7 separate regions of the Homo sapiens genome follow, and regions 1, 2, 3, 4, 5 and 6 are each linked to region 7. The links are chromatin loops, found by intact Hi-C in ENCODE. Cell type or tissue: mammary epithelial cell. All regions are shown on one strand.

Region 1 (4,000 bases), 190 kb after region 7:
AAATTCTGACTCCACTCGCTACACCTTCAGCTCTTGAGAAAACTGAGTATGGACTGGGTGAGTTGAACATATAGTATATGAAGAAAGATAATTTTGACAATTGAATCTGTTTGTTTGAAGTGTGACTGTTAAACCTGAGCGAGTGGTTTGAGATGGAGGTGTTAAGACTCTGCTTGTCAACTCTATGAAGAAAATTAAATGTTGTACTGTGACCCAAATTATATTGGACATTTTCAAGCCCTGTTGTCCTAGAATTATTTTTTTTAAATAGTCAATTATGAAATCTTGAGAGTTGACAGAATATAGATGTGTCTCTTTAGTGGTTTTCAAAAGGTACTGTGTGTCAGAAAGTCTGTTAGAAGACAAATAGCTGGGCCTCCAGAATTTCTGATTCAGTGGGGCTTGAGAATGTGGGTTTTTCTAGGTTCCCGAATGATGCCAATGTTGCTAGTCTGGGGACTAATCTTTGAGAACCGTGGCTTTAAGAAAAACATTCTTATTTTTGAAAGAGGCGAATTAATGACTGTGGAGGCGCATGAAGAATGTATACCTCTGTGCTTGGCTAAGTGATTTCAGCTTTGTTCATTGGAATCATCTGGGTAGCATTACAACTACCAGTGCCCAACTTCCACTCCCAGAGTCTGTTGTAACTGAGTCGGCAAGTGGCCTGGGTATCAGGATTTTAAAATCTGTGAGCGACTCAAATATGCAGCCAGGGTTAGGAACTATTAGCTAGCTAGCCAACATTCTGGTTCTTGTTGGTCTTTTCTTATGTCTCAGGATAGCCTCAGGAGTTAGGAAATCAAGATGATGAATAATCTCAGCTGACATTCGTTGAAAGCTTTTTATGGGTCAGCACAGTTTGAAGCACTTCATGTGGATTAGCTCATTTAAACTTCAGTGAGAGATGTATTATCTATTACCGCTACAGGCACAGTGTCTATGGTCTATGGCTCAAAAACAAGGTATGAGAGACTTGGCGAAAACATGAAAGGAGGCCAGGCGCGGTGGCTCATGCCTGTAAATCCCAGCACTCTGGGAGACCGAGGTGGGTGGATCACCTGAGGTCTGGACTTCAAGACCAGCTGACCAACATGGTGAAACCCCATCTCTACTAAAAAAAAATATATATATATATATGTACAAAAAATTAGCCGGGCATGGTGGTGCATGCTAATCCCAGCTACTTGGGAGGCTGAGGTAGGGGAATGGCCTGAACCCGGGAGATGAAAGTTGCAGTGAGCCAAGATTGCGCCGTTGCACTCCAGCCTGGGCAAAAAGAGCAAAACTCCATCTCAAAAAAAAAAAAAAAGATAAAAAAATATGAAAGGAAAACCGCAAAATTGAAATTAATATTAATCAATTTTACAACAAAATGATAAAATCCTCAAATATTTTAAAAACAATTGCCTATATTTAATAAGGAACATATGTCCTTTTGAAAATGTGCTTACTATTTTGTAAGGTAAGACTATCAAAGTGATTATGAAAGTTTTATTGCCCTGTTCACAATAATTTTACTTAATAGAAATTATTGTTAACCCCACTTTGTAGATGAGAAAATTGAAGCACAGAGGATTTAAGTAATTTGCTTTAAGCCATACAGCTAAGTAAGGGATAAAGAAAGAATTCAAACTTTGAAATTCTGACTTTGTGAGTCAAAGTCAAGTCATATCATATCATAATGTAATGCATTCCTCATAGACACATACGCAGACACACACATGCCTTTTCAAAAAAGTTGCCTAGGGAAATTATAAAGGAATTGCAATTTGGGGCTGTTGTAAATACTTTCAGAGAATCTGTAGATCACTAAGCTCTTTGACCTGCAGTTCAACAGCGCAGGGCCACTGAACGCAGCTACTCAGGAGGTTCAAGGCATAACTGGCCGCTGCTGTGTTTGCAAAGATTGTATGACAATGGCACCGTGGAGTTGGGCAATGTGGCAGCTCTATATCAAGGCCATTAACTCTGAAATCTTAGATAGTAGTACAGATCTTGTTAAATATTGCCTAAAAGGAAGAAAAAGTTAGAAAAGTATTCAGAGGACGCCCCTTTTTTTAAAAAAAATTATAAGGTCTTGAGTATTATGCAGTAGTTGATGTACTCAATTAAAAAAAAAAAAGAATCTGCCACCCAGAGAGCTTAGGTCATGTGACTTGCTCCCAATCTTGCTCCCAGTTAATGGCAGGACCAAGACTACAAGGCCGATCCTGGAGGCCCCTGGGACTCATAGGTGTGATGCCTACCGGCATTTTCCATGGCTGAATTTCAGTTAAGAGATGCATCAAGTTTCCACTACAGAGGTTTTTGCAAAATGTCCTGAAATCCTGACTTAATTTCAGAGACTTTATATGTCCTCACAATAGCTGGAGAGGAGGAAATATTAAGCTGACGGCTTAGCAGGCAAATATTTATTTTAAAAAATGTCACCCCCTGGCACGCAAACTGAGCATCTTGTTGCGCTTGGAATTCTTTTTCCTCTCCTGCCATCTGGTGGTACTTCTGAGCCACATTTTCATTCAATTGTGCCAGATCTCAATAGTCATTTCTACAAAATTTGTTTAGCTTTCAAGGTCTTTACTGCTCAGATCATTATCACATTCTTAGGAAACTTGTTATTTTTTATTTAATATTCAGGACAAAACAAAGGTTTATGATTCTTTTTATATACCAGAGTATTTCATTTCTGTTAAATGTTTGTTTCTAAAATTTGTAGTATGTGACATTGTTAAAAACATGACCGTGAATATATATTAATTTACATTTTATATTTAATGGGAAACCAAGATGTAATTTTATTAAATTGGATATTTACTTAGAATCATTGGTTGCTGTGGTATCAGGTATTGAAAGAAAAAAATGCTATTTAAAAAATTTCCTTTTGAAATGACCACTTGACTGTGGCTATTGTTGCTGATTTTCTTGTATCATCAAGTATTTGCTCACATTACACTTGTAATTGATAGAAATCAGTTTCATTATCACTGCTAACAATCATTTCTTAGATCCATTTCTAGGATGATCCTCAACTTTTCTGCCCATCCACTAGTCATGGTGATTTTCTACAAAACTCCAGCTCTATAGCTTCTCTACAGAAGTAAGCCTGGCAAGCACTGGCCCACTCCTTCAGTTGCCACCTTCTCTGTAACCTGATCTATGGGACCTCTGCCTTAGGGATCTGACTTTGACGGGAGATGGGGGGTTGGGTGGATGATCTCACTTTCTTTTTAATCTCCAGTCTCGCAAATGTTTTCCTGTAGAACCCAGGTCAATTCTACTGTTTTAGTGTGTTTTCTGCTGCTATAACAGAGTACCTGTGACTGGGTAATTTATAAAGAACTGAGGTTTCTGACAATGCTGGAGGCTGGCAAGTTCAAGGTCAAGGAGCCCACACCTGTGAGGGCTCTCATGCTGCGTTATCCTACGGCAGAAGGCGAAAGAGAAACAGACCATGCAAGAGGAGGGAAGAGGCCCAAACTTGTCCTTTTATCAGGAGACCACTCCCGCTGTAGCTAACCTACTCCCACCATAACAGCATTACTTCATTAAGAAGGGCTTTGCCCTCTTAAGGATCTCACCTCTTAACATTGCTGCATTGCAGATTAAGTTTCCAACAAATGAGTTTGGGTGGGTACATTCAAACCATAGCACCTACCCATCTGTGAAGAAAAAGTCTGTTATATAAAAATCAAACACAAAATTATAAATAATGAATAAAAGGCTGAAAGAGACTCCAAATAATCATAGCCACATCTTCAAGTCAAAGTAACAGTTTAAAAAATGGAGAACAGAAAAATAAAATGCAGGCTTCGGAAGAGTTAACTGAATATTTTTATTTATCCAAAGTCAACATGTAATTAGTGTTTATTCTCAACACACAGTGGTAACCAGTACACAAAAGATGACTGAACAGGATTTGTTGATTAAAGGATACAATGAATAAATGCTTCAAAATTAGTTTGAAAAGTGTTAGTTGAAAAAAAAATTTAATATTCAA
Region 2 (4,000 bases), 230 kb before region 7:
TCATTTATGTGCAACATTAAAATATTTTGCTACTTTTGGCATTCTTCCAATCCCACCTTGCCTGCTGGACTGCTTCCAATTTTCTTCTCTCTCCTTTCCTGTTCTTTTTCACCCAACAGCTGCCATGTACCGAATGTGTATGCCAGACTCTTTATACACATTATCTTATTTAATCCTTACAAAACCACTGTGAATTAGGGAGCATTATCTCTGTTTACCAAATGAGGAGACAGTTGCACAGAGAGGTAAAGTGGCTTGCTCAAGATCACATAGTTAACAAGAAGTTGAAGCAGAATGTGTCAGATCCTAAAGTCCACGCTTTTAAAATTATATTATGATGTCACCAATATGCATAATATATCTTATATGTCCAGTTTCCTAGTATTTAAATTTTGGCTTTTCACCCTCAATTATTTTTGGAGATTATACTGGAAATGACTTAATGACACACTAGATAGTAAACTTCATGTGGATTGGGGTTACAGGCCTTTTTTTTTTTTTGCTGGCATTCCTTCCATACCAGCACCATGGCCTAGACAGAGTGGGCACTCAATAAACATTTATAGAATAGATACTTGCTGACTTAAATATAGACATAGATAATTATACTAGTACATAGCTTATTTTTAGAACATATCTTTCATTCATAAATTAAAGATGACCTCTGGAAGCTTTAAAGAAGTAACTTTGTTGGAAAGCATGGGTTTTAAAAGTATTAATGGACAGTTGATACTACATGTAATAAGTACACAAGTCCTATGTCATCATCCAAAGTGATGTCTCAGTTCTTAGAGTTTTGGAGGCACTGAACTGAGGAAAGATGAAAAAATGATGTTTTTGCTCCTGCTTGGCATTGGCAGAACATATTTATGTCTTACTGACATTAATGTCTATTGGCCAAATTACATGTCAGTTCATTTAATCCCTGGGCACCAAACCCTGCAATGCTTTCCTGTCACACTCAGGGTAAAAACCAAGTTCCCCATTCCCCCTGATTGCATCTCTGGCTGTTTTTCCTCACTCACTCCATTCTAGTCTCACAGACCTCCTTCTTTTCCTCAAATATATCACTGTTTCTTCTGCCTCAGGACCTTTGAACATGAGCTCTCTGCAAAGCTTCATTTTACGTTTGAAGAAACTAGGGCCTTGAAAAGACAAATTTCTAAATGACACACAATAATTAGGGTCAGAGTTGAGTAGAGAACCCAGGCCCCCTTGGTGCTTAAAAAAATAACTGTGTTTATTGTACCTCTTAAATTTTTTGTTTGTTTGTTTGTTTTTCCTGAAAAGTTGCAGACAAAGTTTGGACATAGGGAATCAGCTTTACCCTGACACTTGGAAAAGCTTTCTTTATATGTCTTAAATTATCTCCTTGTTTTCCCAGCTGACAATGCGTAAACTAAATGAGATAATATATGAAAAATCACTTAGACTGTCCTAAGTGATTTTTCATATATTATCTCATTTAGTTTACGACAGTGGTTGCTACTGACAAAACATTCATTAAACAGAACTATCGTTATTACCAAGGTCATTTCACATTTTAAGTTATTCTTGTTCCAGGTAGATTAAAAACTTCAATTAATCAAAAAAAGAATAAACCTGAAAATCAATGTTTCAAATATTTGACACTTAGAGAACCCCCTAAAACAGCAATCTTGTTGCAAAAAAAAAAAAACTGGACTTTGTGCTTTTAGTAGCAATATCCTAAAAGTCCACAAGAGGGCAGTCCTCCTTACAGCAGAGGGCCCCAGAACCGTAGGTGGGTGGAAGGGAATTGTGGGTGATGAGGTAAGCTAATAATACCATCAATGGGAGCCATTATTAAGATACTTTTGAGTGATAACGCATACTATGAAGAAAATAAAGCAGAGTAATTAGACAGAGAATGCCTCGAGGGGAAAGTTAATGGGAACATTAACTGAGTGGAGAACTGACCTTTGGATAAAAAAGGGTTAGCCATCAGTAGACTGGGGGGAAGAGTATTACACTGGAAAAAATAGGAGGGACCAAATTGGACATGGTCTTGGTCTACTTGGGGGACAGAAAGAAGGGCAGTGAAAGAAAGTGAAGAAAGAGGTGAGGAGGGAACATTAGATCATGCAAGTAATGAGCAGCTCCCAGGCCTTTCTGATCCTGGAGTTTGTTCACTGAATCACTATGCTACTTTGAACTCTGAAGAAAAAGCCAAAGGGCACTGATCAAGACATTAAAAGTGGTATTTTTTGGAAATAATGAAAATAATTTAGGAAATGTCTCAGTGCTTCTCAGTAAAGAATTGATCAGAAATCACATGATTTTAGACCTTGAAATTATGAGGAAAAATTAGTGAGGGACATATATTTAAATTTATTCAAAATTTTATGTTCTAAGTCTAATCAGGTGCAGGATTTCTCTTTATCTACTTATATGGTACTGTATAATAATCAAGGTTTATAATAATGTCCATTAAATTATTTTGCTAAGGCAAAGAATACTTATCTTAGAAATGTCTTCATTAAAAAGTATTACTAACATATTTTAAAGGAAATACATCCTAAGATTTATATAGAAGGATGTTCATCCCAGCATTAATGTTAACAAAAATTATAAATAGCATAAATGTCCAATCGTAGATTATTTGAGTGTATTAATTTGCTTCAAAATTATTAAAATATCATTTCAAGGAATATGTAAGGCTACGTTACATACTCATAGGGTACTGTTAGAGGAAAGACAAGCAACAAAATAAAAATGATATATGAAGTTTGAACCCAATTTTTAAGAACTATGCACAGATAAGCAAATTAGTATAAGAATATCAAAAATAATATGAGAATGAATGTCTGTATTTTCTTTATAATACTTTTTTGTATTAAAATTTCTGCAAAGAATGCATCTATTTCACAGTCATAATAATGAAATTAAATATCTGGCATTGAAATTTTAATCTTCCCTAAACTTTCAAAATCTGTTTAGTACTGCATTTTGTATAGAAATTGATAGGGTTTTTGAGATGACAGGGAGAAAAGATAATTTTGTAGAGTGAAGTTAGATCATAGAGTCTCTGCCCTCTTTTAACACTTAATGAATGAACAAAAACATATATTAAAATAAAACAAGTCAAAACAAAGTGTTGCCAGGAGCCACAAAACCAAGAAAGGAGTGTAACGCCATATCCTCATCTTAAAATGTTTTGGCTAAAGAGTAGGAATAGCTGGGCTGTGGCGGTGTGGCTCCAGCTCCTCCACCTCTGAGACAATACTGAGGAAAGAAAGGGAGTGGGCCGAATCCAAAGAATCTCTAATGATGACTTTAGACTTGGGAAGAAATGATCTGAGGGTAGTGAAGAGGCAGGCTTGGAAAAAGTCAAGAAAAACACCTTAGAAAACAGGAGCTCTTGTGTACAGTCATGAAACCTTGGCAGAGGCAGGGCTCTGACCCAAATTAGTGAAAGAGCTGAAGCCCACAGCCACAGGATCCACTGCAGCTGATGGAAGGGACTCGGGTTTAGCACATCGAATGGGATTTAAAGAGGGAGCCAGCCAAGCCCAGGTCCCCAGCAAAGGCAACACACTGATGTTGGAAGCTAATACCCAGTCCACAAAATGTACTCAGTGAGGAAGATGAAGGATTTTGAGATGACATGGAGAAAATGCCAATAAAAATTCACCCATACTCTAGTAGAGTGAAAAAATCTGGACAGACCTTCCATATTAAACATAAATAAGATGAAAAGATATAACATGAACCTATGGATGGAGGAAAGAGAGGAAGACAGAAAAGGAGGACAGGACGAGGAAGGAAGAGAGGGAGGAGAGAGGTGGAGGAGAGAGAGAGAAAAAGAGAGAAGAAATAGAATAGCTCCATCTATAAAGAAAACATAACCCAAGAAAAATAAGAAAGTTTCCCCTGAATACTTAATTAAATAAAATAAGATTAAAAGAAGATTATAAAAGAACAGAATAAGATGAAAAGGGATGAAAAGGGGGGACAGAACGAGAGAAACAAACTGAGAACC
Region 3 (4,000 bases), 500 kb before region 7:
CACTGTAAACATTCTGGGCAATTCTGGGACATGAATTTGATCCTTTTAAAAATTTTTTGAGACTACTTTTGGCTAACTTAACCCATTAAAGTAAGAGTGTAAATTGGTGTGTGTGTGGCGTGTGTCTATGTGTGTATTTATGTATTCCTGCCTCACCTCAAAACATCAGTTAGCTTGTTCCTTTATCTTACATTTCCTGTGAACTGGAAGTTAGATCTGAGTCTTGATTAGATTCAAGTTAACCGTTTAAGGCTATAATATATAATAGGTGATGTTTCTGGTTTATATGGCATTATAGCTATTTATTTAGCTAACGATTCTGAAGGTTGTTCTTTAATTTGGGCTGGGATAAGCTGGGAAGAGCTTCTGGTCCAGGTTGAGTTTGGATGGTCTTGGATGCACTTGCTCATGTGTCTCTAGTCAGCTGATAGTTTGGCTGGGTTGACTGACCATGGGTTCGGCTGAGATGGCCAGTCTTTCTCCATGTGATCACTCACTCTTTCCCATGCTAGCTCATTCTCATGGCAGCTCAGGGTTCCATGCATGAGAACAGACGCATGCAAGGTTTTTTGAGGTATAGGCCCAAGAAAATCTCAAGGCCAGTCCAGATTCAAGAAGGGGAGAAAAACACTTTACTCCTTGATGGAAGGAGTTACAGTGTCACATTACTAGGGTGTAGGTACAAGGAGGGAAAGAATTGGCGGCCATTTCTTTCATCTACTACACCTGGGTTTGTAATTTTTGTCAGTGCATGATTTCTCACCTTGTGTAAGGACCACTGACAGGAAAATGTCTCAAGCTACTGTTGAAAATGTAAGTTTCCGGGCTGGATGCGCTGGCTCAGGCCTGTAATCCCAGAACTTTAGGAGGCCGAGGTGGGCAGATAACCTGAGGTTAGGAGTTCGAGACCAGCCTGGACAACATGGTGAAACCCTTCTCTACTAAAAATACAAGAAAATTACCCAAGCATGGTGGCGGGCACCTGTAGTCCCAGCTACTTGGGAGGCTGAGGAAGGAGAATGTTGTGAACCCAGGATGTGGAGCTTGCAATGAGCCGAGATCGCGTCACTGCACTCCAGCCTGTGCAACAGAGTGAGACTGTGTCTCAAAAAAACAAACAAACAAAAAAACCAACCAAACAAACAAAAACAAAAAACAAAAACAAAAAAAAAATAAAATGTAAGCTTCTGAAAAACCAGGTGCAAAGAATGTGTCAGAGTAACAGAGAAGCCCTGGAAATGAGGGTTTTGCGTTCAGCTGGGACGTCAAGTTACAGCTGATGAGCTTTTTCCAAAAATTGTCGGGCAGGTTTTAAGGATTAGAGAAAATGTTTGTTGAATAGCTAGAACAGTTCTTAGCACATAATGGGCGCTAGAGATGATGACTATTAAATATTTAGAATTATTTAATCAGTATTCTTCAAATGTATTTTGAATACCTACAGTGAAATATATCTTTTTTGTTGTTGTTGTTTTGTTTTGTTTTAAAGACTGAGTCTCTCTCTGTAGCCCAGGCTGGGGTTCTATGGTGCAATCTTGGCTCACTGCAACCTCTGCCTCCCAGGTTCAAGCGATTCTCCTGCTTCAGCCTCCTGAGTAGCTGGGATTACAGGCGCCTGCAAGAACGCCCGGCTAATTTTTGTATTTTTAGTAGAGATGGGATTTCACCATATTGGCCAGGCTGGTTTCAAACTCCTGACCTCAAGTGATCTGCCCGCCTTGGCCTCCCAAAGTACTGAGATTACAGGTGTCAGCCACCACACTCGGCCAATATATAGGTTTTTTAAAAAAACGTGTATGTTTTTTTCCCCCTCAAGGAGCCCTACGGTTTTTTAGGGAGAAAGAGAAGTAGACAACTGAAATACAGTTTGATAAATGTTTTCACATGATATTAATAAACTGCTATCTACAAGTTTTTATTGAGCACCTATTCTATGGAGGACATTTTGCTGAGTTTTTAGTAGATGGTGCTAAAGTATGCAGGTTTTTTTTTTTTTTTTTGAGATGGAGTCTCGCTCTGTCACCCAGGCTGGAGTGCAGTGGCCTGATCTCCACTCACTGCAAAATCTGCCTCCCGGGTTCACGCCATTCTCCTGCCTCAGCCTCCCGAGTAGCTGGGACTACAGGCGCCCGCCACCACGCCCGGCTAATATTTTTGTATTTTTAGTAGAGACGGGGTTTCACCGTGTTAGCCAGGATGGTCTCGATCTCCTGACCTCATGATCCGCCCGCCTCGGCCTCCCAAAGTGCTGGGATTATAGGCGTGAGCCACCGCGCCCAGCCTAAAATAAGCAGTTTTAAAAATACTTTGGGTTCTTATAAATAATGTACAATGACTTCAGCAGCATTGTTGGGGAAGGAACAATATCCAGAATGTTACACCAGTCAGTCATTTCTGAAGAATCTGTTGATGATAAAATGGCCCATTATTTTTTCTGCTGCTAAACCAAAGGCACTATGACCTGCTAATTCTCATTTACTCAGCAGGCGGCGCTCCAGCACCAGGGATTGCATTGAAAGTGACAATTTAGTGAAACAAGGAGGTTTTTGGTTAATGTTTGTTTTTCAGGCTAAAAAGGAAAGCCGTTAGGAAAAATAAACAGTTTATCAGGCATTGCGACAAAGACACTTGAGGGGAAAGACAAGCTGTCACTTCAAGGACAGGAAGAAAAATCCCTGCATCTGTAGAATCATCAGATGCATGACTGTCTTGTTAAAAAAATGATGAAATGAGGAAGGAAGGAAAAGCATCTGAGATAAAAGAGAAGATTAAAAAAATGGAAAACAATTGAAATCATCTGCAAGCAAGGATGGAGGAGTACCGCCCTGGGAGAGGGATGTGGAGGAGTGTTGCAGCAATTGGAAAAAATGAAAACAACTGGAATATAATTGGGACTCATTCTAAGTATTCAGATGTACCATTTTCTTTAGATGCCAAATCTGCATAATTGGTTTCAGCTGCCCAACCCACACCCAGTTCTTGTTTTGTAACTTTCAATAGTTTGAGGTCTTCAGCACGTAAACGTTTGCACCTAATGACAAGTGCCTGGTTTCTAAATCAAAATTGCCTTATAGTTTCCAAAAATTTCAGGTCAGGAATACAGGACAGCTGAATTAGTAATTAAACTTTAGTTAAAGGGATTGGAATAGAAACAGCTAAATTAAAAGAAAAAAGTATTTATTGTGAAAATGGTTGGATTTTTGAAGGGTCACTTGTGCTAACCTGCTATTGGGATTAGGGATAATGCTTCCAATTTAGGCTTCACTCTCTCTACTTGGCCATTAAAATAGTTTTCTCAAGAAGAACTTCTCTACATTTATCTTTCTGTATCACATAAATAGCTTAGCTAGTCTTTTTTCTGTAACGTTTTTAATGTAACACCATTTTACTTGGTTTACTCTTTCCTGGAGAGAGATTTAATCAGAATAAGTTAATCTGAAGGCACTCTATAAAACAAAAGAGAATGAGCAATTGTTAGATTGATTGTTTAGACCTAGCCACAGTCTATGTAATATATGAATTAAATTGATGCAATGAAAGAACTATCATACAAGTGGTTCGGAAACATTGGTGTGTATCAATGGTGCCAAACTTTCTTAAAACATAGATTGCTGGGTCCCACTCTCAGAATTTCTGGTTTAGTGGGTCTGGGGTGAGGTAATAAAATGTACATTTTTAACAAATTCTGGGTGATGCTAATGCTCTTGGTCCAGGGATCTGATTTTGAGAACCACTGACATACTTTTGCAGAAAAAGTTTTCTATTTGATTTGGTTATGGTTATGGCTTTGGTTTTCATCCTCCTGCAGTTATATATGGTCAGAATCAGATATTTAATGAATGGAGGAGGAGGAAGAGGAGGACCAAGTGGGCAGATATTTGTTGAACACCTGGTATATACTTGCTTCTATGGCTCTTTACATTCTTAATCTTCTCACTTAATCTTCCCCATGACTGTACAAAGTATGATTTGTTCTCCCACTCAACAGATGTAGAAACTG
Region 4 (4,000 bases), 130 kb before region 7:
ATTCATTTGTATGGTGTTTGGCTAAACCAAAACGTGAAGCTCAAGGGATAGAAGATTAAAATATTTTCTCTAGATCAAAAAAAATTTTTCAAACACTTTTTGAAGGTTGTCTGAAGAAAAGATATATAAGCAGGAAACATCTTTTGGCAACTCTGTGATGAGTTTGACAGACAAGAGTTTCTTATGTCCTTCATACAATTTAAAGACAAGAAATATACTAGTGACTTGACATTTTAAGCTCATTAATTTCAAGTAATACACTTCATAATTTCCAAAAAAAAGTCATGTCTGTGTATTCGGCTCGTGGCAAAATCTAAAATTCTATGCTTGGAACAAAGAAATTAGAAAAATGTGGCAGTATTCTTTCTCTAATATACATAAAAACACTTAAACAGTTTGTGATTATTTTCCATTTCTTATATGAGTCCCAAATTATGCACTTTATTACTAAGGATGGATGGAGTCTGAGAAGTAATACAAGGTTCAATCCACATATCCAAAATGACTGTCTTGAACTGCAAACATTAGAATTCTACCTAAGTCTTAATGAAACAAAGTACATACTGGGTTCAGTTATAAAGGCCTTGCCACTCTTAATATAAATGTTTATTCATTTAAGGCTACACGGCAAACCAATATGGAAAAGCATATGGTGGTAAAAAATGAACCAGGAGATAGGGGGTAGCTTTGGAAATGGCATCAGAGGAGCATGAGCAAAATGTAAACAGAGATCAGCTATAATCAAGAGTTCTTATCAGTATCCTCAGTCATTTGATATATTAATGGAATGATAACTTGATTATGCCAACCTGAGTGAAGTCATGCAGTGGTTGAAGTATGGAAGAAAATCACATTTTCTAAATGTCTACTATATGTCAGGCACTTTATATTTTTAGTAATAATAGCTAATAGTAAGGATCTATAATATAAAAATAACTTTCCACAAATGAATTCCAATTCTTACAGTAAAACTATGAAGTAGGTGTTGTCATCCCCATTTTACAGATGAGAAAACTGAGATCTGAAAAGATTGAATAACTTGTTCTGTGTCACGTAGGTAGTAAACAAATCAGAATTCAAACTTCATTCTAATTCCAAAGCCCAAAATCTTTCTGCTTCATCATCCATGTACAAACAAGACATAATAATTTGGTGTGATTTACACTGTTCTCTAGGGAAAGGGCTCTTGGGGGTACTCATGTGAAAAATTACAGGGATAAAAATAAACAAATAAAAGAAAGCAGCCTCTACAGGTAACGTTTTTCGGACAAACAACTGAGAACAATAGGTTTTGAAAACTTCTCCTAATGAGGATATTTTAAATGTTAGAAAACTTAGTTTTGCTTTAGAGAAATACCAAAAATCAAATTACATAATTTTCAATAAGATTTTAGCTCATAGACATGTACATATCTATGTGTAAATACCTAGCTTTTTCATATCAGAATGCCCATTTTCAAAAATCTTATGCACTTATATGTTACTTCCAAATATATACAGAATATGCCAGAAGTGGATTTTGTATACCTTGTATATTACAGGTAAACTGCTTAATTCAAAAACATATTTCTAAACCCTGTGTTTATAAGAAAAATCATTTACCTGCCACATGTATTATTAGCCTGGTCATTTCTTATCCAGGAACATAATTTCCTGCCTTATTCACCAACAGTTACTTGAAAGAGTACACTAATCCAGCAAAGAGTCACTGCATCAAGTTTACCCCCCTACCAACTTGCAAAAGCTTGGGAGTGTGCAGGAACAGGCAGAGGGCAGAACAGGCACTCCCTCTGCCCATGTTTGCAAGCTGACAGACTGCAGGGAGGAAATGATTCATGCCACAGAATCTCCAGCCAACTTCGTGTCACTGGACTTTATAAAAACAAATAAACTAAAGCTTTTCAACAGACTGGAACTGCTTAAACAACTTTAGTAACATGGCTGCTTTATAAGGTCCCCGGGCAGTTCAATCTTTAGAAACTTGGGCCATAGATAAGATACTTTGTAAAGAGCAAATCCATTACCAGCTTATTATTGTAAACTGGATTGTCACTTTGGGAATCACAAAGAAATATGATAACTGCAAACAGCAGCAGTCAATTGCCATATGGATAATCTTTATCAGCTGGAAAAAATTAATTTGATTTTCTTAGAAACCTTAATTTTATTTTTAAGAGTTTGAACTTTAAAAGTTTGAAAACTGCATGGTACAATTACTTTATGGAAGTCTCATCAAACAGTATACCTTATAATTCTTATGCCTTATATTTCCTTCCCTATTGACTACTTATTTTATAATGGCTTCTAGAAGCTCATGAGGAATACTAATTCATTTAGAGTTTCTATTTCTCCCACCAATAATTTCAATCTATTGTCAAAGCAATGTAAAAGAAAATTCAAGTAACTTCTATCACATTTGGAAAACTTAAGAGGAGGAAATAAGATATTCTAATCGGGCGTATTTTGACTTCAACTAAATTTATTGGCTAAAATCCTGTGCATTTTGAAGGTCAGAATTGTTTACTTGGCTATGTCCAATATTAACCAGTTAGGTTAGGTACATATTATTTGCATATTGAAATGCATTATTACCTTTTCCAAATTAAAAAGCAAATTATGTCTGACAATACTACCCTACCCAGTTCCAGTTTTTGGCAGTAGAGTATACACATATGTCTATGGTACTTATAGCTATCAACCATCGTTGAATCAGACACTATTCCTATATAACAAGCATTCTCTACTTATACTAATTGTAGCCATCTTGCCTTCTGGGAACATGGAGAGAATTGCCAATCTTAGACTAGAAAGGGGTGAATCCTAGCCAGAAGTCCTCTTCTACTTCATCGTTACCCCCATGCTTCCAGGCAGTCATGACCAGGTGGTAGCGATGGCGGGAGTGAGGGACCAAGGCCTAACGGCTGCTGATTGCTCTCTTCACTCATGTCTTTGCCCATCAACCTATCAGTCTCTCTACTTCCTGGAAGCACGTGTACTCTGATCATTTTAAGGATCCGGAAGTCAAGTTATCTGAACTGCTATTCATCAGGTTTTCTGATTTCAAATCCATTTTTTTTCTGTGACTATAGCACAGCCTCTCACTTTTTTTTTTTTTTTTTTGAGAAGGAGTCTCTCTCTGTCACCAGGCTGGAGTACAGTGGCACCATCTCGGCTCACTGCAGCCTCAGCCTCCCGGGTTCAAGCAATTCTCCTGCCTCAGCCTCCCGAGAAGCTGGGATTACAGGCACATGCCACCACACCAGGTTAATTTTTGTATTTTTAGTAGAGATGAAGTTTCACCATGTTGGCTAGGATGGTCTTGATCTCCTGACCTTTTGATCCACCCACCCACTTCGGCCTCCCAAAGTGCTGAGATTACAGGTGTGAGCCACCACACCATTCCTAGAAGTCAAGTTATTTGTACTGCTGTTCATCAGGTTTTCTGATTTCAAATCAATTTTTTTTTCTGTGACTGTACCACAGCCTCTCACTTTCAAATAATGCTAATCAACATTTGAAAAACTAATGACACATTCATAATTCCTTCAACAAATGTGTGCTAAACACTAGCTGGATGGCAGGGACTGATCTGGTATACAAATGGTCAGAGTTACTACCTTCAAAGAACTTTCAGCATAGGCTGGAAGCAGGACGTGGAGATGTTTCACAGCAATTAGAAGTAGGGACAGAGGTCAACGAATACACTGAAGAGGGATTGAGCATTTGTACATGGCAAGAGATCGGGGAAGCCTTCAAAGTCAGACTGGTGGTTAAACATTCAGTCAATTTAGAGTAAGGGATGGTAAAAACCCTTTTATGTATCAAACCTCTTTGGTTTAGAAATTACAGACAGGGTAGCAAACCCTGTGGTCTTTATCAACCACACTGGGATTAGCAGCGACATGAAATAACAATTCCTTAGGCTTATTTCCTCAATGGATACATACCAACATTCAGGCTTGATATACTGGGTTACTGCACAGTCTAGTAAGCTAGCCTT
Region 5 (4,000 bases), 87 kb after region 7:
TACTACATACTATTGGTGACTTCTGGTTGTGTATATATTACTTTTTTCAATCATCACTAAACTGTTTGCAAATTATTCCTCTTCTTTTAGGTTTCTTCCTTGCTGTCCTTGTTGCTGGATATTCACCTTCATGTCTGCTATTAGAACTCCAAATTAGGGTTTACAAGGATAATAATGATGCCTCTTAATCCTTCCTTACCTAACCAAAATGATAATATAAAAGAAAGCATACTGCAAAGAAGCCTATAGGTTGTTTTTATTTTATCTTAGTTTTATTTTTAAGAAGAGTCTCCCTGTGTCACCAAGGCTGGAGTGCAGCAGCGTGATCACAGCTCACTTGCAACCTCAACCTCCCAGGCTCAATCGCTCCTCCCACCTCAGTCTCCCGAGTAGCACTGCTGGTGTGTGCCACCACACCCAGTTACTTTTTGTATTTTTTATAGAGACAGAGTCTTGTGTTGCCAAGGCTGGTTTTAAACTCCTCGCCTCAAGTGATCCACCTGCCTCAGCCTCCCAATGTGCTGGAATTACAGGCGTGAGCCGTCACTCCTGGCCAAAAACCTCTAAGTTGTTTAAAATGCTATTTAATGTATTTGTAGTGTTTGATGATTTGCCACGTGTTTTTGCTACAGTGCCTTATTTAATTTTCACAGTCATGCTGTGAGGTTTTCCCACCAGTGTTTCCACCTGCTTTCTAGGCATACCTAAGATGTCAATATGTCAAAAGCTAAAATCATAGTTCTTTATTTCTATGCTTGTTTTTCTTTCTGTATTCTTGATCTTAAAAAGAGTTGTATCATTATTTGCCACATTGGCCTATCTGGCAAACAATCTATACACCTACTGTACTTCTCCCCTCTCTCCTCTTTAAACCTGATATCTAATTAATATACCATCAAGTCCTACTGATTCTATCTTTCAAATATATCTTAATTGTATATGCTGCTTCTGCTTTTTTTAAAAAAATTCTCATTTTGATGTTTGAGTCTGTAACGTTTCATGCCTAAACAGCTGTCATATCCTTCTAACTGGTCTGTGGCTCAATGCCAGTCCCCTACTCAATCTTCTACAATCCCCTTTCTAAAACATAAATTTATCATGACACTTCCCACATGAAATTCTAATGACTCCCCATTGTCTAGACTCATGCCTCTCCAAGTTTAATGTGAGCTCAAACAATCTGGGCATTTTGTTAAAGTGCAGATTCTGACTCAATAGGTCTGGGCTCCAGATTCTGTATTTTGAACAAGTGATGACAACGCTGCTTGCCCACGGACCACACTTTGAGTAGTAGCGGTCTAGGGGATAAAGTTACAAACTCCTTGGAATTGCATTCACTAAGCTCTAAAGACCTGGCCTTTCTCTAGTTCTCAGCCTTAAAACCCGTTTTCCTTCATCTTCAATCAGCCTAAAGTATTTATCTACTCTGTAAACTCTCCAGTCTGAGATAGTCCTTCATTTTTAGCATTTGAAAAAAAGTTCACTTGAGCTAAAACCCCCCAATTTAAAATTCCAGTAACTTTTTGTCTACCCTCACAACCCCATCACTGAAGGCAGCTGAGACAGGACAGGCAACAAGCCCCAACCTCAGCATTCATTCTGCCCTCTTGTGGCTTCTGCTTTCAAATAAATCCAAGGTGAATTTTTTGCTGAGCCTTCATAATTCCATTTATTGCCGGTCCAATTCAGCATATGGTGGGTTGGAGTTGGGGATTGGGGAAGAACTACTCCAGATCCCCGAGGCTGACACTGGTGGATCTTGTTGAAGCTGCGTGATGGCTGGGATCCTTTTGGGGGCTATTCCAGACGGTTCTGTGATCGATGGTATCTCTCCTCTCTCCTTTCATGACCATGGCCCTTTAATGTCAGGCCGCCAATATTGTCCTGTTGTCTGGAATTTTCCTTAGTTTTGTTCAGTGCATAAACCTTCCTTCCTCTTACCAGTCAAGGTACCGGGGTCAAGTCCAATGTCCAGCTCTCAGTCTTTCCTCATCCACATACCCAGAGTGCTGCTACTTTTATGTGTTTCTTAGTTCCCATTCTACAAATCTTTGTAGAGCAACTGCTATGTGTCTGACTCTGTGCTAGGTACTGAGGATATAGCGATGAAGAAGGTAGTCATGACTCCTACACTTAACACAGCTTAAAGGCTGTGAGTGAGACAAACCACTTAAACAGGGAAACAGATGAATGTGTTAAAAAAAAAGAAAAGAAAAGAAAAGAAAGGTAGGGTGCTTTGGGAACCTGTAGCTTGCCCTGTTAGCCTGGAGTTCTGATAATTTAACTCACCCCAAGATATTGATATCTGATGATTACTTGCTGCATCACGGCTGCAGTAGCATTGCCATTTAAAAGTCATCTTTCTTTTTATTATTACGATTGTTATTGTTAGTTATAATTTTTTATGATCAGAGGTCAAATATTTTAACTACATTATTATTAAATAAGTTAACACCATGTATTAATCAATTGTTCATTTAATTGTAAAAATCAGAACCCAGCCTGAAGTACTTAAGCAAAGAGGAGGAAACCATGATAGTTGTTGAGGGCAAAGTTGAACAACCAACCCATGGGAAAGACAGAGGGGCAGGTGGATTCATAGACAATGGGAACTTGGTACTTGGACATCCTCCTCTCTTTCTCTCTATGCTCCTCATCTATGTCTCTCCATGCTGCTCATCTATGTCTCTCCGTACTGTTTACATTTCGTAGCTTCTGTCTTTAGGTGGAAGTAGACTATTTTTCCTAGTTCCAATGTGAAAAAATTCAGAGAACTCATTAGTGATCATCTTTGGACCAATCGTGTGTGGCCAGGGGAAAGAGCATGACAGCTTTTACTATGGCTGTGTGGGGGGGAGGGGAGAAGGACATGGGTCCAGGAGAAGGGAGGAGTGCTGGGCAGGCAATACTATAAATGTCTGTTTGCTATGCCTGGAAAGAAAATTGCTAGTATTTCCAAGTTCTGACACATTTTAATATTTGGAATTCAGAAAAAGAAATTGGAATTCTTGGGAATTTCCAAAATTATGTTATTCTTAAAATATGTCCAACAGTCTTCATATTCTTAAAATGCATGATTGTGGCTACCTAGAAATATTTGATTAATAAATAAAAAATATTAAGTTTAGAAAAATATTTACTAAGAACTGTAGCCTACAGTGAATATTTAAATACTGGAAAATGGTAGTGAACATTGTTTGGTAGTATTCAAATAATGTTACATTTACATCTTCTAGTAAGTTAACAACACAATACTAAACTACGTGTCTAAATTCCCCACTTAAGGATATATTTTGTTTCTCAAACTTGATCGATGGAATGCCTCTCACAGGATTTGTGTGAAGGATACCATACGTATAGGCTATGAATACACACGACACGGCAGCTGCGAGCGAGAGTGACTGATTAGACTGGCTGTTTCTCTCCTATGTAAACCTGTTATGGTGCCTGAAAACCTTGACTTTTACCTTCAATCTTTTGTGTCAGTTTTTACTTCTCTTGCTTCTGATTTGATATTTATGCATTTCTTAGAACCAATGAGGTGTCTAGGTTGATTGGTAAGGTTTAATTCTTGCAGGAGAATTATAATTCTTTTCCCTATTTTCCTGATTTTTCAATTTTTCTTGGAATCTAGGATTTGGAAAATCGTTTCCCATGAAATTCTGGCAAGAAATTCCTACCTGAAAACACTGCTATTTATGCATAACTTCTAGAGGGAAATGTGTTTCAAGTTGCAAATGACTAATTTACCATTGTGAAAATTCTTGAAAAAGCCCTTTTTGGGCAAAGACGCTTTACAACATGGCCCATGTGGTTATTCTTCTTTTCCCTAGAACAGAGATGGAATTACTATATTATGATCACTGTTCCTAAAGCAGACTTCTAAGATGCTCCAAATGTCCCTTCTCAAATTAATTATATCATAGTGCAGCAAAGTAAGGAAACCTGTCATGCTCTGTGAATTTCCTAGGTAAGCTTTGTCCAGACGTTATACTTGCTC
Region 6 (4,000 bases), 140 kb after region 7:
ATATTATTCATCTGTTCTTGCGTGTTGTCTACTTTTTCCATTGGAGGTCTTAACATATTAATGATATTTATTTTAAATTCTCCATCTGATAATTCTATAATCTGTGTCTGGTTCTGATGCTTACTTTGTCTCTTTGGACTGTTTTCTCTGCCTTTCAACATACCTTGTAATTTTTTGTTGAAAGCTAGACATAATAAATTGGTTAATAGTAAATCAACTTTTAGTGTAAAGTTTTATGTTAATTTGGCGAAGAACTGGGCTATATTTCATGTTTTTTGTAGCTGTAGTTGCCAAAGGCTTCAAATTCCTCTGATGTCATTGTTTTTGTCTTCTTATTGTCTTCAAACTTCCCTAAGAACTCCTCCTCTGAGGGCACCTTGCAGCTCTTATAGTTTAAATTCACCGTTCTACTAGAGTCCTGTTGTTGTAGTGGTAAGGTATGGGACAGGGAAAGCATTCTATAATCTTATGATTAATTTTTATTCTTTTTCAGAGCCTGTGTTCCTGGACCATGACCTCTTCAAATGTTTTTTAGTTTATCTTCCCTAACCCCCACCCTTTAGTTGAGACAGATTAGAGGAGGATGAAGTCAGAGAAGGCCCTTCCACTGGATGGGATAAAGCTCTTACAGTTTCTTTCCCCCTGGAGAATAGGCTTTTGTTATGGAGAATACTCTGGGTATATTTCACAATAATTACTCTTTCTGCTTTCTCTTCCTAGAGTCATGAGGGGCTTCTTGGATCTTCACTGTGAGACGTTGGTATGACTCCTGGAGGCAAAGCCTACCAAAAGGCATGCCCCCAAGATATTCTCATTCTCAAGTTAGTCCACACTCAGTCTCCAGCAACCTAGATTCACCTGTCTCTCCAGATTTCAGGGTGGTGACTTGCCTTGCAACCTCAGTTCTCTAATATATCTAAGATATGTTATTGATTTTTAGTTTGTTCAGCCTTTGCTTGTTATAAGGATGGTGTGACGACTCCTGAGCTCTTCACTTGTCAAAGCTAAAACTGAAAATCAGTTTATTTTTATTCCTGTTACCAAATTTGAATGACTTGCATTGTCCTGGACTAGTTATTTGCAGAAGTTCCTCTCTCTGTGGAGTACAAGGTGGGCGGTGGGAATAGATGAGTTTCCAGGGTTTTTCTGCTTTTTCTTCCTTTGTTGCTACCATGATGGATTGTTTCTTGCTGATAAAGCTGTGTAGCCAGCCTTCCTTTGGCTCTAAGAAACTGACTGGACTTTGGAATGCTTCTATCACCATTCCTGAACTCCTTAGGGTCCTTCGCTGGCTGCTACTACCAGGAGACATAGCCCCTGTCTTCCAAAACATTCTTTCTTTTTCTTCTTCTTCTTCTTCTTTTTATTTTTTTAAGGTGTCACTTTTTGATATTTGTCTTCTCTGGGTTCTACTCCAAATTTTCATGCCTTTCTCTACCTTCTCCAGCAATTATACTGTCTTATATTTAATTTGTTAAAATATGTCTTCCTTAGAATGGGATATTTGTTGATTTCTGACATTTGATACCAAAAGGCCTCCTCTCTATTCCCTGTTCTACCCCAGTACGCTGTGACAGCTTCCTGCACAGGACTTGCTGATCTCAGTTTCTTTTGGCCACACTTACACATAATTTGGAGTTTGTGGATTTTTCTCTGTCTCCTACTTTCACCAAAAATGTATTTCATCACTTTATTTTTGTTCTCCTTGTTGCTCTATTTGGTTTCCAGGAGAAGTGGGATGATCCAAAACTAAGCAGTCACCATGTTTCTAACCTCTGTTCCAAATTTGGAAATGAGAAGAAACATTAAGAAACAATGGGAAAATGAATGCCAGGGTCACTGTGTTGCCTGATGTGGAATGCAGTGTAAATGGTGCCCTCTGGAGTGACATAATGCAATAGCCTTTATCAATACACAACCTTCTCTCTGTACCCTTATTCCTGTGACCTAAAAATCGTATGTTCTTTTTCTTCTCAAGTGCTCCCCACTTGAATTTTGATAAAGAAACAGGTAGTGATATGTATGCAAAGTAATTTGCTCTTACTTGGAAGTGTCAGGCTTTCAGCGCTTGACTTTAATGAGATAATAACGGTGAGAAAGGCAATTAAACTTGTTTTTACTTTGCCAGAATTTGTTTTTCCTTCATCTATGAACCATGACTATAAACAAATGATTGTAAGTGATTCTAAAGTTCCCTCCATTTACCTTAACACCCATATATTCACATAGGGAGACTGCTTTTTCTATGTACACAGGCAGTCCAATAAAGTGTTTAGGAGAGAAATATTCCTTCAGTAGTCTATGCCAGTTTCCTTTTGCAAGGCAGACAATTTTAAAATAAAAATACTTTCAGTCAATATGGTTTTCACATTGCTTCTGACTAATTACTTACACAGCAATATCAAATATTTTAAATACATTTTCATTTACATATAATTAACTATATCCGTATAATTTGTGTTTAAAAGAAATCTGGTTATTTATTTAAGGAGCTAAAAGAAACATCAAAATCTGTTCTCAATAAGAATGATTTTATCGAGTTTTTTTTAAAGAATGTGTGTTGAAGGAGAAATTTGGTGTCAGTCATATTTTATTTGGTGTCAGTCATATTTTATTACAAAATTAGGAATAAATGGCATAGTTTTCATTGCATCTTTAACTCTTCCATGGAGCCAATTTATTTTGACCTATACAGCCCTATTTAACCATAATGCATTAGTTCTTGAGAATAAAGCTGCCTGAGCACATTTCCAGAGCCTCTCCACACCTGGAAGACTTAATCAAGCTGTTCTAGTCCTAAGAAATCTGATCTGGGTAGTGACTTTGCAACTGGAAACAAAATGGTCAAAACCAGACTCTAGAAAAAAAAGCCAGGATAGGCTAGGTGTTCTTTACCAATTATCTATCAAACAGGTAAAACCAGCAGGGGAAGTAAGGCGCCAGAAAACACAAGGAAGATCCCAGAAAGCTCCTCCACAGTGGCCAACCTGGAAAAGAGTCAAGAAATAGGGGCAGAGATAGGGACACACAAAGCCCATGTGCTTTCTTGGTCGGTCTGAGCAAATGGTTTAAGCCTTTAGGGAAATGGAGAGAATTCTGGGTATAGACACAAGGTTTAGGAAAAACTAAAGGGGAAAGATTTGCTTTCATTTTCAAAACTAGATAAACAATTCCTTTAGAACTGGGATAGTGGCAACAGGAAGTAATAAAATAGAAGGTCCTTGAGCCCAACTTCCTGGATAGAACCATTAGGAAGGAAGTAGCCTCCAAGAAAGAACTCATGCTTGGTTCAACGCTCTGCTACTGCTTTCTTGAAAATCTTAATGATTTTATCTTTGAACCTGATGGGGAAAAGGAGAATGCCTATGAGCAGAGATCCCATTTGCCAGTGCACCATGAGCTCAGAATTCTAATGGCCTCAAAATAAGTCATGTTATGTCTGTGACTGAAGAAGCAGGGGTCACTGATACCCCCAAGAGTCCACAATTTTATTGGAACTACAACTCGCTTCAGTGCAGATAAAAGAGAATGGCACTCTTAAGAAACACGGATGATCAAAAGCAAGGAATTCACCTCCATTCTCCTTTCCCAAAGTTATTATTTTTAAAGCACTGGACAGGAGGGGTGAAATATATTTTTAAAAATATACTTCTTAAAAACACTAAAGGCATCCATATTAAGGAAAAAAAAATCAACAATGCCTTTTGACCTAAAAGACTCAAGATTTTATTAAGTCCATACACCTTAGACATTCAGACTCAATTAGAAGTGGTGCTTTTATAAAGGAATAGCATGGCAGATGTGGTTCAGAACTAACTAGTGACTGTTTTCCCTCAGCCAATTTTCCTTCTACAAAACTTACCTGTTTATATGTTGTTTAGGTATCCACTTTCCACCATTTGGCCCTGTTTTTAGGGCAGGCCTTCTTAAATTTCAATGTGCATGAGAGTCACCTGGGGAGCTAGCTAAAATGCAAATTCTGACTCAGTAGGTCTGGGGA
Region 7 (4,000 bases):
GCGCACTCACATTATTCATGCAAAGTTAATCCCCGCCGCGTCACGGCCGCCCGCCCGAGGATGTGCGCCTTCCTTGGCCAAGCCCCGCAGTCTCCACCCTCCTCCGCCCCCTCCTCCCGGCGGCGGGGTCCCGGGGAGCGCCGGCGACTGGGCGTCGCGCGAGTCCTGCAAAATGTCAACTCCTTGGGCGAAGAGAGGCGGCCGCAGCCAGGGCCGCGCCGCACCTCCCCGGTCTCTCCACTTTTATAGGCGTAGGAAGCTACTGCGGCTGGGGCACCAGAGTCCCCGCCTCTCCGGGTCCCCCGCGTGCCCGGCCCGCCCCGGCCCGCTTCCCGGGCGCTGTCTTACTCCGGGCCCGGGGCGCCTGCTCCGCGCCGCGTCTGCGAACCGGTGACCTGGTTTCCCCTCCAGCCCTCACGGCTGTCCGACTTGCGCGGCGGTGGCGGCGGCGGCCAAGAGCAGGCAAACCCGGCTCCGCCAGGGGCGCAGCGAGGAAATGGCCTCCTGGCGCACACCCCGCCGCCGCCGCCAGCCATCGCCACCGCCCCGGGCTGCCCAGCCGGTACAGACGCCCCCTGCCAGGCTCCGGGCCAGCGCTCCGACGCGCTCACAGCGCCCGGCTTGCCGACCCCGACCCCGACCCCGAGTCCTACGCACTCGAGGTCCCCGGGCCGGCCGCCTCCGCACCTGCCTCCCCAGGTGTGGGCGCTCCCCCTCCTCCTAATCCCGGCCGTGCCCTCCCAGGGTTGGTGACGGTGCTGTGGGTTTGGTGGCCGCGCGTCCACCCACCCGATTGCCTGCGCGCATAGGTGCGGGTTTGGGCGTCATTACTCTAGTTGGAGAAGAGGAAAGAATGGGGAACGAGTGACACCGGGACCGGAGGGCGAGTCTTCCAGGAGCACGTCTCGGCCTTCTTTGCCCGGCCCGACCGGCCCGACCCGTGCCGCAGCGCTCCTCCCTCCGCTCCTAAACCACTTGTGGCGCGTGTCGGGAATACAGGGCGCTCTGGCTCTTCTTGGGGCCTCCGCTGGTCCGACCATCTGGCAGCTCTCTTAACCACCACGGCCACCCCACGAATGGAAGTTTGGGACGTGCCTGGGTTGCCCTTAAGGAGGACACCCCCGCCCCCACCGCCATTATGCATATCGTGGGAGAGGCGCGTACAGGGCTGAGACACTCCTCAGGTCCCAGAACGGCCGCCCTATTAATTTGTCTTTGCCCTGGAAATGTATAGATAAAACCAGGAAGACAAAAATAATGTATACTCTTCAAGAGATCTTTCCCGGGCAAATATAGGTCTCTCAAATGCCCCCGACCTTAAGTCCTGGAGACCAGGAAGAGACTTGCTTTCTGAGCTAGAAGGATACTTGGGAAATACCGAGTCCTCACTCAGCTAAAAGGTAGTCAATAAGGAACTATAGTTGCAACAAAACTACTTTGACAACAGAGTACAATTAATTTCTTATAGACAGTATTAAAATAATTCCGACATCATAATTTAATATTCACATCTATTCGTGTAACACGCAGTATAATAGAGTTATGACGATATGGATCCTCAGCTGCCTGACAATGTATAGGTTATTTATTGGAAGGTTCTCTAGATTTCCAGCCAGTGACATGTATGTTTTATTCTCGCTTCTTCTGAGCGTCCCAGGGAAAGGGGTGAGAGGCCCCCCACCCCTGCTGACAGCATTAACAACCACCCCGCTGGATAAGCAGGGTTTCACTGATGCACTTTTAAGAAAGTTGCAGGCCCCAGAGACCCCATTTCCCTTTGGTCCTCGGTGAGAAGTCCGTGCTTTCTTCTCTACTCTTAATAAGTCTGCACCATAGGACTTGCAGGCTTCTGTAGTTGGAGAGCTGTTCTCCTTTGCAGGGAAGTTCCTGGGCTTTGCTCCAAAGCTGCCCCGGAATGTTTTGGTTGGTTTGGAGAAAAGCTGTGGCGTCTACACCACTTGTTCCAAGCAGGCGGCCCCCTGGTGGCTAACGGGGGGTGAGAAAGCTGGCCACTGAGGAAGAAGTCTGGCGCAGGTAGGCCCCAACAGTTGACAACCTAGTCTTCGGGTCTTCTTCACAGCGTGTGAACAGCTTAGTATTACCGCGGGGGGGCGGGAGGGGGTTGGGGGGTGGTGAGGTGAAGCAAATCTTCCTTCAACACGGTGGATCATGGGCTTCTCGGCCTACTGGAACTTTTAATTTTTTTCTCTTCCTGAGTATAACTTGGAGCTAAATTATTTAAGAAGGAGACATACAGAGGACAAAATGAAATGTAACAAAAACTGTTGCTTCTCTTTGTTCAAGGGCTTTGTCTTTCTGATCTCATTTTGCCCAGAAAATTCAGAAATGAGCCAATTAAAGCATGAAATAAATAAAGGGCGTGGCATTATTCAAACAATCCATGAGACTGTGGTAGTAACAATGTTCTACAACAATGGGGGAGGGCAGTTTTACTGCAATGTTAATGATAACGTGAACTACTAGGGTTCCATTTTGAACAGGACCTCTGAGGGCTGTCCTACAGGCTGCATGATGATGGTAAAGAAGGGTTACCAAGAGATCATGTCATTTATTTTTCTGGTTTTACACAAGGTAGGACAATGGAGGAGAATGTCATGATGACTTGATTGAAGGAAGAACATTTATTCAAACTTTAGATTATGTGGTCATGTGTTCCAGCTGACTTGAGAGGGCACACCAAGGCTGTTTCCAGGACCCATTCCCATATTTCACCATAGACATCCTCATTACCAGGATCTATACCTTTAAGCTGATGACTCAGTTCAAGAAAGCAATTCATTCATATATTTATTTATTTAGCAACTACTGGTGTAAGAAAATGAATGAAACAGAACCTCATAGGGCTCGGATTGGGCAGAAGTGAGTGAGGCCAGTGATACAAGTGCAGGGTCTGAGCCTGCCTTTATTTAAAATTTTGATGTATTGTTCATCATGAATAATTGTTGCATTAATTTTGATTTTTAAAATAGTGCATTAAAATATTTCTCCTGATTTACTGAGGCTTTTTTTTTTTTCTTTTTTGGCATCCCCTTAAATTTCACACCAGGGATGAGTGCCTCACTTGCCTAAACCTAGTCCCTGCCCTGCTATGCCCTCAGTGTTACCAGAGTCTTTTCAGAGAAGCAAAGTTCAAGTTAGAATGTCCTAGATGTCAAAGATAATTAATATATAGTGAAGGATTTGGGGTCAGGGAGTTAGAGACGTGGGCGTGAGGGGAGGGAAAAATCAGGGAAGATTTCATGGAAAATGGTGGCACTTGAACCAATCCATCAAAGATGGACCACATTTTGCCAGGGAGTATTGGGACTGGAACCCCTGGTATTGTTTTGCTTATTCAGCTACTTCTCAAGCTGGCTGTGCAGCCACCTGACCTAGCCCTGGAGATTCTGCTTCTGTCTGTTCATTGTTAGTTCTTGGAACTTATTTTTTCTATGAGGGCTCCAGTGATTCTGGTCCATAGCAGCTGGGTAAGAACTCCAACCCTTCAGGAAAGACAGCTTCTTGGGGAAGATGACAGGGTCAAAATTATCTAATTCAAGTACACTCTAATTCACAGCACAAAACTAACTTTTTTATTTCATATCTTGATATATGCCCGTTTTTACCAACACTCTGCCTTTGGCTTACTTTTGAATAAAGGAGACCAGAAAGGAAAAGGAACTATAGGTTGCCTTATCTTTCTCTTTCCTTCTATGTCATCATTTTCAAACTAAGTGGTTACAGAGAAGTATTAACATAAGAAAAGACAGAGAAAGTTTCCTTGGTTGTTACCTTCTTTTTGCATTCAAATCAGGCTTTGGTTGGAATGGAAAGCGTGGCAAACCCCATTTTGGGGTTGTCAGTGTCCTCACTTAGTCATTGATGTGACATGCTTACCTCATACTCAATTTGAGTTTTGCAGAACTCCCACACATTGTGTGCCCACAGGGATTCTGTGCTTATGGGGCAACAAGAATGCTATGTGTGAGTGGAACAAGTA

The links. Hi-C counts contacts between places; a loop is a spot of excess contacts. Peaks named below come from ENCODE experiments on the same cell type or tissue, not always from the same donor. Only the 100,000 strongest peaks of a DNase experiment are listed, where the experiment ranks them.
Region 1: it touches region 7 in a loop (6-fold over the local background); 11 of 110 quality-filtered maps call a loop at or near these places.
Region 2: it touches region 7 in a loop (9-fold over the local background); 65 of 110 quality-filtered maps call a loop at or near these places.
Region 3: a loop joins it to region 7, with 9 times the contacts of the local background. A loop is called at or near these places in 23 of 110 quality-filtered maps.
Region 4: a loop joins it to region 7, with 6 times the contacts of the local background. A loop is called at or near these places in 47 of 110 quality-filtered maps.
Region 5: it touches region 7 in a loop (6-fold over the local background); 9 of 110 quality-filtered maps call a loop at or near these places.
Region 6: a loop joins it to region 7, with 15 times the contacts of the local background. A loop is called at or near these places in 11 of 110 quality-filtered maps.

The regions. Positions count from the first base shown.
Region 1 is chr3:24,681,479-24,685,478 of GRCh38, forward strand. No RefSeq gene overlaps it. Among named protein-coding and RNA genes, the nearest start is that of THRB, 190 kb to the left of the region's middle. In mammary epithelial cell, a CTCF peak has its summit at 2,498 (motif pointing left); a DNase peak (open chromatin) is centred at 823.
Region 2 is chr3:24,263,131-24,267,130 of GRCh38, forward strand. The region is part of intron 3 of THRB (thyroid hormone receptor beta); the gene reads right to left. Among named protein-coding and RNA genes, the nearest start is that of THRB-AS2, 110 kb to the left of the region's middle. In mammary epithelial cell, a CTCF peak has its summit at 1,731 (motif pointing right); no DNase peak of the experiment used is centred here.
Region 3 is chr3:23,996,638-24,000,637 of GRCh38, forward strand. No RefSeq gene overlaps it. Among named protein-coding and RNA genes, the nearest start is that of NR1D2, 53 kb to the left of the region's middle. In mammary epithelial cell, a CTCF peak has its summit at 2,483; no DNase peak of the experiment used is centred here.
Region 4 is chr3:24,363,520-24,367,519 of GRCh38, forward strand. The region is part of intron 1 of THRB (thyroid hormone receptor beta); the gene reads right to left. Among named protein-coding and RNA genes, the nearest start is that of THRB-AS1, 130 kb to the right of the region's middle. In mammary epithelial cell, a CTCF peak has its summit at 1,775; a DNase peak (open chromatin) is centred at 1,792; H3K27ac peaks cover 1,341 bases.
Region 5 is chr3:24,581,583-24,585,582 of GRCh38, forward strand. No RefSeq gene overlaps it. Among named protein-coding and RNA genes, the nearest start is that of THRB, 89 kb to the left of the region's middle. In mammary epithelial cell, a CTCF peak has its summit at 1,591 (motif pointing left); no DNase peak of the experiment used is centred here.
Region 6 is chr3:24,638,598-24,642,597 of GRCh38, forward strand. No RefSeq gene overlaps it. Among named protein-coding and RNA genes, the nearest start is that of THRB, 150 kb to the left of the region's middle. In mammary epithelial cell, a CTCF peak has its summit at 1,882 (motif pointing left); no DNase peak of the experiment used is centred here.
Region 7 is chr3:24,494,785-24,498,784 of GRCh38, forward strand. THRB (thyroid hormone receptor beta) reads right to left here and starts at 66. Exons shown (of 11, transcript NM_001354712.2): 1 at 1-66. All of the region lies in intron 1 of THRB-AS1 (THRB antisense RNA 1), which reads left to right. RefSeq lists a silencer at 1,844-2,049. In mammary epithelial cell, CTCF peaks have their summits at 458, 990 and 1,973 (motif pointing left); DNase peaks (open chromatin) are centred at 237 and 837; H3K4me3 peaks cover 1,212 bases; H3K27ac peaks cover 1,033 bases.